2 separate regions of the Homo sapiens genome follow, and region 2 is linked to region 1. A link is a contact called in ENCODE Hi-C or POLR2A ChIA-PET data. All regions are on one chromosome and are shown on one strand. The core of a region is the stretch at or near the end of the contact, and the rest is flanking DNA. Distances in the headings are between cores, read along the strand shown.

Evidence for each region. Hi-C counts contacts between places; a loop is a spot of excess contacts on that map. ChIA-PET counts read pairs that join two places held with the same protein, here RNA polymerase II (POLR2A). Pooled maps may share reads with other maps.
Region 2: a loop to region 1 is called in a pooled map, with 2.2 times the contacts of the local background. The contact joins the promoter of TMEM150A here to the enhancer-like site in region 1. A Hi-C loop is called at or near these places in 1 of 37 single-sample maps with no recorded cell type and 3 of 50 pooled maps. POLR2A ChIA-PET finds 5 or more read pairs at or near these places in 3 of 52 experiments (OCI-LY7, PC-9 and activated B cell).

Annotation. Positions count from the first base shown.
Region 1 is chr2:84,943,065-84,950,156 of GRCh38, forward strand. No RefSeq gene overlaps it. Among named protein-coding and RNA genes, the nearest start is that of KCMF1, 25 kb to the right of the region's middle. RefSeq lists enhancers at 235-324, 3,350-3,519 and a silencer at 3,030-3,179. Within about 2 kb of position 3,252, at least 20 of the 41 ENCODE cell types and tissues checked have a DNase peak (open chromatin) inside an H3K27ac peak, as active enhancers do; they include OCI-LY7 and PC-9, where a contact is called at or near this core.
Region 2 is chr2:85,599,256-85,606,667 of GRCh38, forward strand. It overlaps TMEM150A (transmembrane protein 150A), which reads right to left and starts at 3,443. Exons shown (of 8, transcript NM_001031738.3): 1 at 3,352-3,443; 2 at 2,629-2,809; 3 at 2,180-2,227; 4 at 1,766-1,852; 5 at 1,090-1,157; 6 at 636-763; 7 at 270-447; 8 at 1-62. The coding sequence starts at 2,693. C2orf68 (chromosome 2 open reading frame 68) reads right to left here. Exons shown (of 4, transcript NM_001013649.4): 4 at 5,999-7,412. It also overlaps a transcript of USP39 not described here. RefSeq lists silencers at 2,913-2,972, 3,073-3,652.

The DNA of each region.
Region 1 (7,092 bases), core at 2,002-4,501:
AGGCGTGAGCCACTGCACCTGGCCTACTATCACCATTTTTTGCCACCACACAGAGAACCCCCCCAAGAATAGAGCTGAGAGATAGGAAGTGAGACTGAATCATCAGGGAGTGAAATCAAGGGCCTTGCCACATTTACATCCCTAGATCCAGTCATGCCTAAAGTGAGGCTTTCAGTTACATGTGAGAAAGAGCTCTAGCATATATTCTCTGTTCTCTCTGACTATAGAAGATCAGTCACATGACAAATTTTATTTCACAAAGCTGCTGGAGGCCTGAGCTATAGGTCTGCATACAGGTAAGAGGCCCCCCGATGAAGACTGAGAGGAAAGATCCATAGATACATGGGTGAAACAAGGTCAATAAAAGGCATTCTGCCTCCACTGAGATACAACAGGTATGTAAACATATGGGAGAGAAAGGGAAATGGGTCAGTCAGAAGCCAAGCCAAGCTGGGGTTGTCAACTTGGTCCAGGAGTGGGAATGAATGTGCCAGTCCCCCCCAATTACCAGGAGACATAATAAATGATTGTTAAAGGCTGGGTGCGGTGGCTCTTGCCTGTAATCCCAGCACTTTGGGAGGCCAAGGCGGGTGAATCACCTGAGGTCAGGAGTTTGAGACCAGCCTGGCTAACAGGGTAAAAGCCCGTCTCTACTAAAAATATGAAAAAGTAGTGGGGTTTGGTGGTGCTCGCCTGTAATCCCAGCTACTCGGGAGGCTGAGGCAGGAGAATCGCTTGAACCTGGGAGAAGGAGGGGTTACAGTGAGCCGAGATTGCGCCACTGCCCTCCAGCCTGGGTGACAGAGCAAGACTCTCTCAAAAAATAAATAAATAAATAAATAAATAATTGTTGTTGTTTGTGTCACCGACACAGTAGATAACTGAAACTATCTTCCTTCCCATATCTGCTCCTCTTCTTTTTTTTTTTTCTTTTTCTGAGTCGGAGTTTCATTTTTATTGCCCAGGCTAGAGTGCAATGGCCCAGTCTCAGCTCACCACAACCTCCCGGGTTCAAGCGATTCTAGTGCCTCAGCCTCCTGAGTAGCTGGGACTACAGGCATGCGCCACAATGCCCAGCTAATTTTAGTAGCGACAGGGTTTCTCCATGTTGGTCAGGCTGGTCTTGAACTCCCAACCTCAGGTGATCCACCTGCCTCAGCCTCCCAAAGTGCTGGGATTACAGGCGTGAGCCTCTGCGCCCGGCATCTGCTCCTCTTCTCATATCTCCCATGTTGGCTAATGGCACCAGCACCTCCTGTGGTAAATATGTATTCTGTCTTTGTCCTCAGTCTTTGCACGCAGCTCCTATAACCCTTGGAATCCCTGGAATGATATCTTTTGTGTGCTAATAAGGTGCCTGGTGGCTGGGGGTCCCCGACATAGCTTGAGGATGGGGGCTGGTCACCAGAGAGACCAAGGCATGACAGAATTGGAACTTTCAGCTCATCCCCAGACCTCCAGGAAGGAAAAGGGGCTGGTGATTGAGTCAATCAGCATTGGTCAATGATTTCATCAATTGTGCCTGTGTAATGAAACCTCCATAAAAACCCCTAAATGATGAGATTCGGGGAGCTTCCAGTTGGTGAACACACTGAAGTGCTAGGAGGGCGGCCTGCCCAGAGGAGACATAGAAGCCCTGCGTGCCCCTCCAATACCATGCCCTATGCTTCCACCTGGCTGTCTCTGAGCATATGTCCTTGATCATAAAGTGGTAAGCCTAACGAAAGTGTTTCCGAGTTCTGTGAGCCATTCTGGCAAATTATTGAACATGAAGAGGGGGTTGTGGTAACCTAGGACTTCTATAGCTGGTTGGTTAGAAATACAGATGGTAACCTGGTACCAGCAACCGACATCTGAAATCAGGGCAGTCTTGCGGGATGGAGCTCTTTGGTGGCATTGACACTAATTCTAGGTAGATAATGTCAGAATGGAATTGATTTGTTGGATACCCAATTGGTATCTGGAGAGTTGAATAACTGGTCAGTATAAGAAAAAACTCACACATTTGGTGGCAGAAGTATTGTGAATAAAAACAGTTCAGAGCTCCCCTACTCCCAAACCAGAAAACCTGGAGTCATCTTCGATGCCACCCTCTCACCACCCACCCTCTGCACTATCCCTGCCAATCACTTGCCAAGTTACCCTGATTCCACCTCCAAATACCTCTCTCATCTCCCGTCTTCACTTTTCATTCATCATTTACTCATTCAATCACAAATATTTGCTCTTATCTTCTCTGTGCCAGGCTTTGTGATAGGCATTGGAGTCAGAAGAATGAATGAGACCTGGTAGGAAAATCACAATCTAGTGGTAAAACAAAAACCAGAACACAATCATAAAGCAATGGGATTCACACTCAGAAATGCATAGAGCTGCTGGGCGTGGTGGCTCATGCCTGTAATCCCATCACTTTGGGAGGCCGAGGTGGGCGGATCATGAGGTCAGGGGTTCGAGACCAGCCTGACCAACATGGTGAAACCCTGTCTCTACTAAAAATACAAAATTAGCTGGGCGTGGTGGCACATGCCTGTAATCCTGGCTACTCAGGAGGCTAAAGCAGGAGAATCACTTGAACCTGGGAGGCAGAGATTGCAGCAAGCCGAGATCGCACTACTGCACTCCAGCTTGGATGACACAGTGAGACTCTGTCTCAAAAAAAAAAAAAAAAAAAAGAAAAGAAAAGAAAAGAAATGCACAGAGCATCATAGAGTCCAGGGCAGGGGTCCCTGACCAAGCTCGGGAATGGTGGGGGATGGGGTGGGGACATCAGTGGAGTTTTTTGGGGTTTTTTGTTTTGCTTTGTTTGAGACAGGGTCTTGCTCCGTCACCCAGGCTGGAGTGCAGTGGTGTGATCATAGTTCACTGCAACCTTGAACTCCTGGGCTCAAGGGATCCCCCGGCCTCAGCCTCCTGAGTAGCTGGGATTACAGGCATGAGCCACCACACCCAGTCAATAGACTTTTCTTGATGTGGGTGACACCCAAGCTTTAAGTTTGAAGACTAAAGGAGAGCTGGCACACCAACAGTATACGAGGGGAGGGGAGGGGAGAGGGGAGGGGAGAGGAGGGGAGAGGGGAGGTGAGAGGGGAAGGGAGGGGAGGGAGGAGGGGAGGGGAGGGGAGGGGAGAGGACACAGCAGGCTGGTAGGGCAGCTTTGAATATGGCTCAGAGGCGAGGCGAGCAAGGTCTGAATCACTTCTGCTCCAAGTCCAGGCCCACATTACTTCTTATACGGACAAGAGGCCAGTAACTGCTCTACCCACACATTCTCCTCCCCTACCATCAGAAAAATCTCCCTAAAGCTCAAATTTGACTTCCTGTCTCCCCTGCTTGCTACCCTCTGCTGGTTCCCCTTTCTGATCTGTGGTGTCTCAGCTCCACCTCTGTTCATAAACTTCATATGGTGCCTTCAAAAGTATTTCCGTCTCTGGACCTTCATCCCTGCACTACTGTCTGCCTGGAATTTCCTGCCCTGCCTTGGTTGATGAGGTGGACTCCTATTCATACTTCAGAGTGACTCAGATGTGACTTGTTCCACAAAGTCCCCACCCACTTGCACTCACCTCCGTGGTGCACGTATTCCAGGGCCGTGAGCTTCACCTCTCTGCACGTCTCCCTCCTGCTACAGCTGTGAGGGTGCAGACCTCCTCTGCTGGCACCAGGGCCCGGCCTGCAGTGGGCCTTTGGCAAATGAGGAACTAGGGCTACCGGTAGGTGAAAATGCAGCTAATGCCCAGGAAGCTAGAAGCTGTTGGAACATTTCTGAGACCCTTTAGACCTGGAAATAGCTCTATGTTAGAGGGTTGCTGATAGAGAAGGCTGGAAGTGAGGTCCCTCTGTCCCCAGCTCGCCTCAGACCCTGGTTCCAGATACAGTTGCATGTGTTTCCAACCAAGACTCTGACCTGGCTCCTCAACCAAACCTCCCCTGCGTCCATGGATCTATCTGAACTCCCATTTATAATCGTAAGAGGCTGTGGGTTAGAGGCGCTGTGCTAATGATGGCTGTATGGTTATTATGATTGTGAAGTTGTTATATTTTACATAGAATACAAGTTTATGTACATTACGATTAAGACTAGTAAAGCTCTTTGGAACTTTAAAAACAAATCCCAGTCAGGCGTGATGGCTCACGCCTGTAATCCTAGCTCTTTGGGAGTCCAAGGCAGGAGGACTGGTTAAGCCCAATTCTCCAGGAGTTTGAGACCAGCCTGGGCAACATAGTAGGACCCCATCTCTACAAAAAAATAAAAATCAAAAAATTAGCCAGACGTGGTGGCATGCACCTTTAGTCCCAGCTACTCGGGAGGCTGAGGCAGGAGGACTGTTTGAGCCCAGGAGGTGGAACCTACGGTGAGCCATGATCTCACCACTGCACTCCAGCCTGGGCAACAGAGTGAGACCCTGTCTCAAAAAAACGAAACAAAACAAATCTCAATTCAATTACATTTAATTATTTCAAAAACCAAGCTCTCTCATTGTACAACATTCAAACAATAACGTAAGAAAAAGTGCCTATGGGTCCCAAATTGGTGTGACTCCTGTGTCCTGTCAGCCTATAGAAACACAAGTGTCTGTGTGTGTAACTTTGACCCCTTCTCCTCCCCCTCCAAAAAATGTACATGCATATATATATATATACTTTTTGTTTTGTTTTTGTTGTTTTTTGTTTTTGATATTAGTAGAGACAAGGTCTCACTATGTTGCCCAGGCTGGTCACAAACTCCTGGGCTCATGCGATCCTCTCACCTTGGCCTCACAAAGTACCGGGGTTATAGGCGTGAGCCACCATGCTCAGCCTATACATTCTTATTCTTTTTTTTCTTTCTTTTTTTTTTTTTTTTTGAGACAGAGTCTTGCTCTGTCACCCAGGCTGGAGATCAGGCCATTGCCTGATCTCGGCTCACTGCAACCTCCACCTCCTGGGTTCAAGCGATTCTCCTGCCTCGGCCTCTCGAGTAGCTGGGATTACAGGCATGTACCACCACACCAAGCTAATTTTGTATTTTTAGTAGAGACGGGGTTTCACCATGTTGGTCAGGCTGGTCTTGAACTCCTGACCTCAGGTGATCCACCCACCTCAGCCTCCCAAAGTGTTAGGGTTACAGGCGTGAGCCACCATGCCCAGCTATATATATATTTTTTGTTTGGTTGGTTTTGTTTTGTTTTGTTTTTTGAGGCAGAGTCTCGCTCTGTCACCCAGGCTGAAGTGAAGTGGCACGATCTCGGCTCACTGCAACCTCCGCCTCCCAGGTTCAAGCGATTCTCCTGCCTCAGCCTCTCGAGTAGCTGGGATTACAGAAGCGCACCACCACGGCTGGCTAATTTTTTGGTATTTTTTAGTAGAGACAGGTTTTCACCATGTTGGTCAGGCTGGTCTTGAACCCCTGACCTCAAGTGATCCGCCCGCTTCAGCCTCCCAAAGTGCTGGGATTACAGGCGTGAGCCACCACACCTGGCCTTATATTCTTTTTAAAAAAAAAAAAAAACAAAACAAAAACAAAAAGAAAAAAAACACCTGATGGGGTCAGGTGTGATGGCTCACACCTGTAATCCCAGCACTTTGGGAGGCCGAGGTGGGCGGATCACTTGAGGTTAGGAGTTAGAGACCAGCCTGGCCAACATATAGTGAAACCCCATCTCTACTAAAAATACAAAAATTAGCTGGGTGTAGTGGCGCACGCCTGTAATCCCAGCTACTCAGGAGGCTGTCTGGAAAATCACTTGAACCTGGGAGGCGGAGGTTGCAGTGAGCTGAGATCACGCCATTGCACTCCAGCCTGGGCAACAAGAGCGAGACTCCATCTCAACAAAACAAAACAAAAAAACAACTTGATGGATATCTTTGTCAGTACATATAATTCTATTTGGTTCTTTTTAATGGTCACATAGTAAGACTTATTATATTAGGGTCAGCAAAGTATGGCCTCTAGACCAAATATGGCCCAGCACCTAAAAGAAGTTGTATGGGAACATAGCCATGCCTATTCCTTTCCATAGAGTCTCAGCCTGCTTTTGCACTATAGTAGCAGAATTGAAAGGTTGCATCAGAGACTGTGGCCTACAATGCCCGGAGAGTTTACTATCTAGCTCGTTACAGAAAAAGTATGCCAACCTGTGCAATATATGGCTGTATCATGCTTTATTTAGCCAGTCCCTGTTAATAACATTTAAATTGTTTCCATTTGTTCAGCATTAGCAAACAATCTCAAAATTAACACTTTCGTTTTCAACATTTACATAAGTTGGTTGGGCGCCGGTGGCTCACGCCTGTAATCCCAGCACTTTGGGAAGCTGAGGCGGGCAGATCACGAGGTCAAGAGATCAAGACCATCCTGGCCAACATTGTGAAACCCCATCTCTACTAAAAATACAAAAATTAGCTGGCCCTGGTGGTGCGCGCCTGTAATCCAAGCTACTCGGGTGGCTGAGGCAGGAGAATCGCTTGAACCTGGGAGGCAGAGGTTGCAGTGAGCCGAGATCACGCCACTGCACTCCAGCCTGGGTGACAGTGCGAGACTCTGTCTCAAAAAAAAAAAAAAAGAAAAAAAAACATTTACATCAGTTGATGGCCACCACGGCTATCAGTGAGTGAGAACATTAGTAAGTGTGAACCCAATGTATCCGTACAGAAATGTTTCCTTTAAGAGTGGACCCTCACATTAATAGACATTGTGGCTCCAGGGGCAACTTTGGAAATAGGAGCAATTGCCAAAGTTGCCAAGGCAAAGGGCTGTACAGAAAAATCTCATTTTCATAATAAAGAACCAGAACACTCACCAAAGAGCATCAAAGCAGGCTTCAGGATCCAGGATGAGGTGAAAATTCAGGGATGCAGAACAGTGAAACATAGATACGAGCCGTGGATGGCCTACTGTCAGTGATGGAGTGACATAAAGGAGCCCAAAAGTAAAGGGAAAGATATCATTTTAAACATTAGCTGGGCACAGTGGCACATGCTTGTAAGTAATCCCGGCTACTCGGGAAGCTGAGGCAGGAGGATTGCTTGAGTCCAGCAGTTCAAGGCTGCAATGAGCCATGATCATACCTCTGTGCTCCAGCCTGGGCAACAGAGTGAGACCCTGTCGAAAAA
Region 2 (7,412 bases), core at 2,193-4,692, 660 kb after region 1:
CCACTCACACAGGGCTGCCCCATGTTGCAGCTGAGAACTCTCATGGACAAAGAAGACTCCACCTAAAACGAGGCTAAGGAAATGTTCAGTAGGACATACGGAAACCTGGCAACACCCCTTCTGCAGTCTCAGGCCTCACCTCTCCAAAGGGAGAGGTGTTAGTCCTCTCCCCCACATGGCAGTGTTAGGCCTCCACCCCCCATCCTCTTGGGAGGGAGAAAGGTTGAGCTAGAGGATGAGTTCCTGGCTGCCCCGTCCTGAAAGGATACTGAGGACCAGGGTGATAAAGGCGATGACAGCCAGCACACTTCGCAGATAGGCCACAGCCAGGTCCAGCGGGGCGGTGGCCCCTTGGTAGGAGAGAGCACAGTGCAGGCAAACAAAGAGCAGCCCCGCAGGGAAGGCCACGCCAGCTCCAACGTAGTGCAGAGACCTGGCATGATCCACCTGGGCCCAGAGAAGGGCCAGTTGGTGATGTGGCCATGGCCCCACCTCTCCACCCCTCCTTCAATGAATCTCCTCTCTCCCTCTTCCTTCCTCTCCCTCTTTCCAGCCCCAACCTTGAGGTGCCACACTGCAGGCAGCCAGGCCTTGTTAGGTAAAGTTTAAGGTTTGCAGGGGAGAAGGGGAAGCACCTGAAAGTTGCCAACCACCAAGAGGCCCGCAGCGTTGGTGCAGCCTGTGATGAGTGCCGTGGTGTTAACCCAAGAGTGCCGACTCTGCTCCAGGAGCTGCCCGTAGCGCAGGAGGCAGATCAGGGCCACTGGGGGAGGAGAGCACAGTTGAGGCCTTCCTCCAGCCCTGGCCCTGCCCAGCGAGCCTGTCAGCTTCCCCCAGACGCTGTGGTGCTCCTGCCCCTTCTGAGGGGCAGAAAGGAACAGACAGGCGGGTGGTGAACTAGGTTTCCTCAGGCTCCAGCCAGCAGGGTGGCTGTGTGGGAGTCAGCTTTTGGCCTTCAAGGAAGGGGAGAAGCTGCCTCTATTGCCTTAGCCCTTGGTGGGGAGGGCTGCACAGAAGGGCTTCCTGGGCCTTTCTGTGTGGGGATCACTGGGCTGGGCACGCAGGGTCAGGGCTAAGGGTACAACTCACCCATGAAAGCACCCATGTTGCCAATGAGGCTGAAGAGGCAGCTTTCTGGGGGATAGGAGCCACACTTGCTGCGAGGAGGGGGAAGGACAGAGTAAGAGGGGTGCAGGAGGCCCGGGGGGCCCCCATTTTGGCTCACTGGCTCTCCCCTGCTTTACCTGCACCTGCTCCTTAGCAGGCAGGCCACTGATTTATGTGAAGATCCAGGGTCCCTCATGAACAACTGGTTCCAGGCTGGGCCCCCAAAGCAGAGCTCATGTGTGTGAGAGAGAAGGGAGTGCCCAGGAGTGTTCGGGCAACCCTGACACTCTTTGCTGAGCCCTGCGGCTGGTTTGGCTATCCTTGAGCCAGAACACGGGCTGGGCAATCTGAGGGCTCCAGCTTAAATCCAGGTGCCTCCGCTTATTAGCTGTGTGACCTGGATGAGGAAGACTGAGCCTGTTTCCTCACCTATAAAATGGTGAAAACAATACCTGCCTCACTCCTGGGAGGATGAAAAGAGACAATGCATATAAAGCACTCAGCAGAGTGCCTGCCCCACAGTAACTGTCAAGTAGTGTTGTTATTAAGTGGCTCTTAGGATACTTATTGTTCCTGAGACCCAAGGACAGCTCTTTGCTTGAGGGGCTGTCTGGGAGGCCCTTAGATCTCCCTGACCGGCCCAATGTCCAGGCCTTACCTGATGAGGGGGACATCGTCCAGGGTGCAGCAGGTCTTGGGACCCCCTTGCTCAGCAGGGTCAGGAGGGCAGGACTCGTTGTAGGACCTGGCAGGCAGGACAGGGAGTAGACTGGGGGAAGGGACTGCCCCCAGGCCCTTGGCCTATAGCCTCAGGCCTCAAAGAGGACTCTCTCCCAGACCTCCCCTACAGGGACAGAAGATCCCACTCCCCAGTGCCCGCCTGAAGCAGTAACCAAAGGGGCAAAGGGATAGTGGGAAGTGGGTAGGTGGCAAGAAGCCATGCCTGGGGACCAATTTCAGAGAAGAGCAGTGAGGCTCAGGGTTGCAGTCTGGCTCGTGGCAGCCTCAGGCCCAAGAGGGGACAGAGATGAAGGAAGCTTTAGAGCAAGGTTGTCTGCAGAGTCCTTCATACCAGTTCTCCACAGGGCATACATGGTGGTTCATCACAGCCATGGCATACCTGTGGGAACAGAACTGTCACCCTGGCAGCCTTCCCGAGCCCCACTCAACCCACCCCATGACCCTTCTCTTCAACCTTGATTTCTGGCCCCATTCAGCCTCATTATTGTTGCTGGGGACTCAAGTTGAGGTCCCTAAGGCTTGATGCCACACCAGCACCTGCAGCATGCCCCCAGCTACAGGCCCTCTGGAAATTGCCCTGGCTAGAAGTATATTTGTCAGGGCCACCCTGCTGGACAGCAGTGGTGCCAGCTTGTCCCAAGGGGCTGTGTGCCCAGGCACCAAGTCAGGCTTTTGAGACACCCAGAGTGACCCTGGGTACCACCGTGGCTATGACAGGACAAGAGACTTTGTGTGCGTCATCAAGCTCCTGTTGCCCCCCGGGCACCCCCCTTTACTCACACAGTCCATATGCCAGTGATGGAGAACGCTGACAGGCTGACAGGCAGGAGGATCCAGGCGGTCATGAGGGAGGGGAGCCAGGGTGGTGGTGGTGTTGGGGGGAGGACAAGAGGTAGATGGGGAAGTGGGGGCGGACCAGCTACCTTGAGATGTTTCTGCCACAACCATCAGCTGTCCTGGCCTGGTGGAGAGAGATCAAAGTCCAGGAGTGGGTAACTGGCCGGGAAGGGGGAGGGGAAGGGGGTCAACACCTTATCCAGCGCTCCCGTTGGGTCTCTGAGCGTCCAAAGTTTGGGCTGAGCCCACGGCAGAACGTGAACACCCTCTGGCACTGGGGGCCTCCGCGGTCAACCCAAATGCCACCGGCGTGCTGAGAGACGCAGGCGGACCGTAACATCTGGAAGGGAGTTACCCTCCTTCTGAGGGACCAGGGCTGGGAGAAGGGCTGGACAACCGAAGAGGCCACGCCAAGGAGAGGCTGGGTGCCGGCCCAGTGGAGCGGTGGCGAGTCGGCGGCGCGCAGGCAACCACCTGACCATCGGCGCCCTGGGCGAGGGGCGGGTTCACGCGGAAAGCCCAGCCCGGCCCGGCCCCCGCTCGCCTGGGCGCGGGGACCCCGGCTGGGGCCGGACCCTGCGGCCGGCGACCCCCCAGGACCCGGGACGCGAGAGTCCCCAGGTGATTCCTGGAAGCCCGGAGGAAGGGAAGGAGCCCAGTACGCACCTCCCCGGAGCGCCCCGCCGCCGCCGCACCCTGCTCGGCCCCCTCGTGGCGCCGACTCTAGCTGCGGCCCTCGGAGCAGCCCTGAAAGGTTTAAAGGGCCGAGCGGCCCCGCCCCTGGAGGCCCCAGGCCTCGCCGCGCCGCCCGCCGGGACGTGGAGTCCGCGCAGCCCCGGCCTCGGTGCCCGCGCCCTGCCCGAGACTACAACTCCCGAGCCCCCGCGCCCGCGTCACGGGGGAAACGTGGGCGGTGTCCCAACTTCGGAGGACCTGGGCGCGGAGGGCTGTGGCGTGAAGACCGCTCTAAAACCGAGATGACTAGAGGTTCCGTTTAACCGATTCCTGCCGGGGAAGCGTCAGCAGGTGGGGATCTCGGGGCAGCCTGCATTCCAGCTCTACCTGGGATTGTCGCCGTGCACATGGCTGGAGGAGCGTCTCTCCGCCACTGCGCACATTTTGCAGCCTGCACCGGCCAACGGTGAGTCCTCTAGGAAGCTCTCTCAACGTGGCGCCCCATGCCTGCCTCTGGCCAGGGCTGCGGTGGGTCCAGAGAAGCAGACACAAAGACTTGGCTGTTTCTTAAGAAATCCAAGCGCCTGGGATTTGGCTTATGGTTCCTGTGGCTCAGCAAACTCCGGAGGAGGGCTGCTTTCATTAGATACTTTTTGCTTTCCTGCATACAAGTACACAATGTACTAGCCAGAAATCAGTGTCCAAGACGTGTTTCCCGACTGATCAACACTTATTTGAAATAAGACGGCAGAGACCAGAGGACATCCATTCTAAATAGACACATGTAGGTGTCAGTGTAGAGTAGGTAAGGATTAACATGGCCAGTGTTGGTAAGCAAAGAGGGGAAGGTGAGAGACCCGGAGGAATCTGGGAAAAGGAAACAGGATAGTGTGGGAAAAATTACTGACCAGCTTCACCAAAAACTTACAGGCTATGAGTGCATTCCTGGATGTTTCTTTTTTTTTTACTTTTTCTTTTTCTTTTTTTTTTTTTTGAGACGGAGTCTCGCTCTGTCGCCCAGGCTGGAGTGCAGTGGCGCGATCTCGGCTCACTGTAAGCTCCGCCTCACGGGTTCACGCCATTCTCCTGCCTCAGCCTCCCGAGTAGCTGGGAACTACAGGCGCCCGCCACCTCACCCGGCTAATTTTTTTGTATTTTTAGTAGAGACGGGGTTTCACCATGTTAGCCAGGATGGTCTCGATCTCCTGACCTCGTGATCCGCCCGCCTCGGCCTCCCAAAGTGCTGGGATTACAGGCGTGGGCCACTGCGCCTGGCCCGGATGTTTCTTAAATTATTGCAAGGGTGGAAATACTTTCACATATCAGAAGTGTGCCTGGCATTCTGTCTCAAAGGCGGTCCCAGCATCTGTTGGAGCCCTTGTGAGATGACAGATCATCACCTGAATGGTGCACAGGCGCAGGTTGCCCAGCGTGGGGAGCTGAAGTTTGGCAACACTGGTGAGGCAAAGGCTATGTGAAACAACAGGGTCCTGTGCTTTAGAGAAGTAGAGCAGAATAAACTGCACAATGACTTGAAGAGGGAGAAACCTTCTTGGACCCAGTGGAAAGCAGAAATGGAAGCAGAAAACCTGTTGGAGAGCCCTTTTTCTTTTGAGACAGAGTTTCACTTGTTGCCCAGGCTGGAATGCAATGGTGCAATCTCGGCTCACTGTTACCTCTGCCTCCTGTGTTCAAGTGATTCTTGTGCCTCAGCCTCCCGAGTAGCTGGGATTACAGGTGCCTGCCACCATGCCCAGCTAATTTTTTTATATTTTTAGTAGAGACGGGGTTTCACCATGTTGGTCAGGCTGCTCTTGAACTCCTGACCTCAGGTGATCCGCTCGCCTTGGCCTCTCAAAGTGCTGGGATTACAGATGTGAACCACCGTGCCCAGCGGGAGAGCCCTGTCCTTAAACACATTAGGACAAGTAGTTAAAACAGGGCCAAGAAGTATGGCTGTGTAGTGATCACTGTACAAGCACACCTGGCTGAATAAACCAGTGGGGGATAAAATCCAGCTCACCTGCCGCTGGCTATGCTTTGTGCCTCAGGACAAGGGTGTGCTTCCTTGCTAATTGACAGGAACCATCTTCCTGCCCAACTGCATTCCCACTGCGTAGGCACCTTATCTGCCCAATGGGGCTGTGAACCCTAATTGGAAGCTTTGCAATTCTTAACACTATATCTTCTTGAGCTGGGTTTGAGTCCCTATCCAATCAAGATGAAGGCCTGAGAGGACTACTCAAGTTCTAACATGATGTGGGGGCAAGGCATAGTAGTCCAGATCCGGGACATGAGGCAGCTTTTGGCTTAGTATGACAATCTAATAGTTCCTAAAATAGAATTATCCCAGGATGGAGCTCCGTATGACAGAAGGGCTCTTCATAGGTAGTTGGTAGGGGGAATTGTGTATCATGTAAGAAGTAGGACCAGATGTCTTTAAAAAGACCTTCCAACTCTAATGCTACATGAGTCTGTCTAGTTGTTATGTTCCAACAGGGACAGCTCTTAAAATAGTGTGGCAAAGCAAGAGATGAGATTTCCAGTGCTGACTCGGTGGTGGAATGACTTTAGGGCAGGTATTTAACCTCCACTTCCCCAAGTACACAAGTTATTTCACAACTCTTGGCAAAAACAGTGCTGTAAAAATCGTAAGTTTATTTGTTAAAAAAAATACTGTATTTGAAAAGTACCTTCCTTCTGGGATTTTCAAATAATTTGTACACTACATTTTATTCATCTACACATTGGAAATGAGTAAACTGGTGAACATATAGCTTTTTATACATTTAACACAACCAGTGCAAATTCTCCTGCCTCTGAGAAGGCAGAGAAGCCCTTTACTCAGAAGGTCTTCAATTCTAGCATTACTCCAACTCCTAGGGAAATTTCGGGTGGGTGCCTATGGCTGTATGACCATCTGATTCCTCAGGGACAGGACAGGAATTCAGCAAGGGAGCTTAAAATATTTTAAGTAATTGTCAACATTCCATGGTGACTCTCCCCAAAAATCTAGTGGTAGGAAAATAATCTGTACTTATTCCTCTTTCTGCACACAAAGCCCTCATTTAAATTTGTGAGCCTGCTTGGGATCCATTACCTAGCCATTCAGAGATCCTGTCAAATGCACAGCAGATTGGATACTCACCATCCCAAAGGGGTTCCTCCCACCTGGATGGGGCCAATCTCTAGTTGACAGTGCCCCTCAGAGTGCACCATGGAGATGGAATGTCCCTTCCAGAGAGACTTTTACACAGGGAAAAGCATTTGTTGGCTGGGCTCCAACTCTCATTTGGTACAAAAAGCTTTACATTCTTTTCCCTTTTTACATTACATTCTTCAAAGACTTCCGTGCTTGCCAGCTGGATAACAACTCAAGCTCTAGTGTTTACTCTTGCACAGCCCCAAACCCTTGGAAACTCAGCTTCGTTCTATCAGTGACATCACCCATTGTGGCCGAGGAACCACAAAACCTTAAAATACAGGCTTAAATTCAGCAAGCGAAGAACATTCCATATTGAATGGGCATGAGATATGCCTATCAGATTGTGTGTGTGTGCGCGTTTTTTAAAGACAGCCAATTACATCGTATCTAGTCAAATGAGCGGATTCTAAAGCAGCCTGCTGGGATGTTCCACTTAGTCTAATGCTGTTGCCACTGTACGCCACAGCACCGGACAGTGTTCTTTGGGACATCTCTGGGAAATGCTCTGGAACATGCTCCTTGATGGAAAACACTAATTTTTGAAAGAAGTAGATGTCTGGAGGCAGGTCTGGTGAATAAACTGAATAGTACTGCCTTGGACCCCAGCTGAGGGGTGGCAGTAAGCAATGAGGATGGGCTATAAAGCTGTTAACTGGCTAAGGGCCATCCTTGGGCAGGCATTTCAGACACATCTGTAGAGAGGGCAGTAGCATCTCCGATAGGCCAGCTCTGAAGGAAGCTTAATGCTTAATACAGTCACACTGCATAAATTAGCTTAGAATGCTCTCTTGGGTAAAAAATATTAATAGTGTATATGCACTTGAAAAGCAAAATTCCTCAAGAAAAA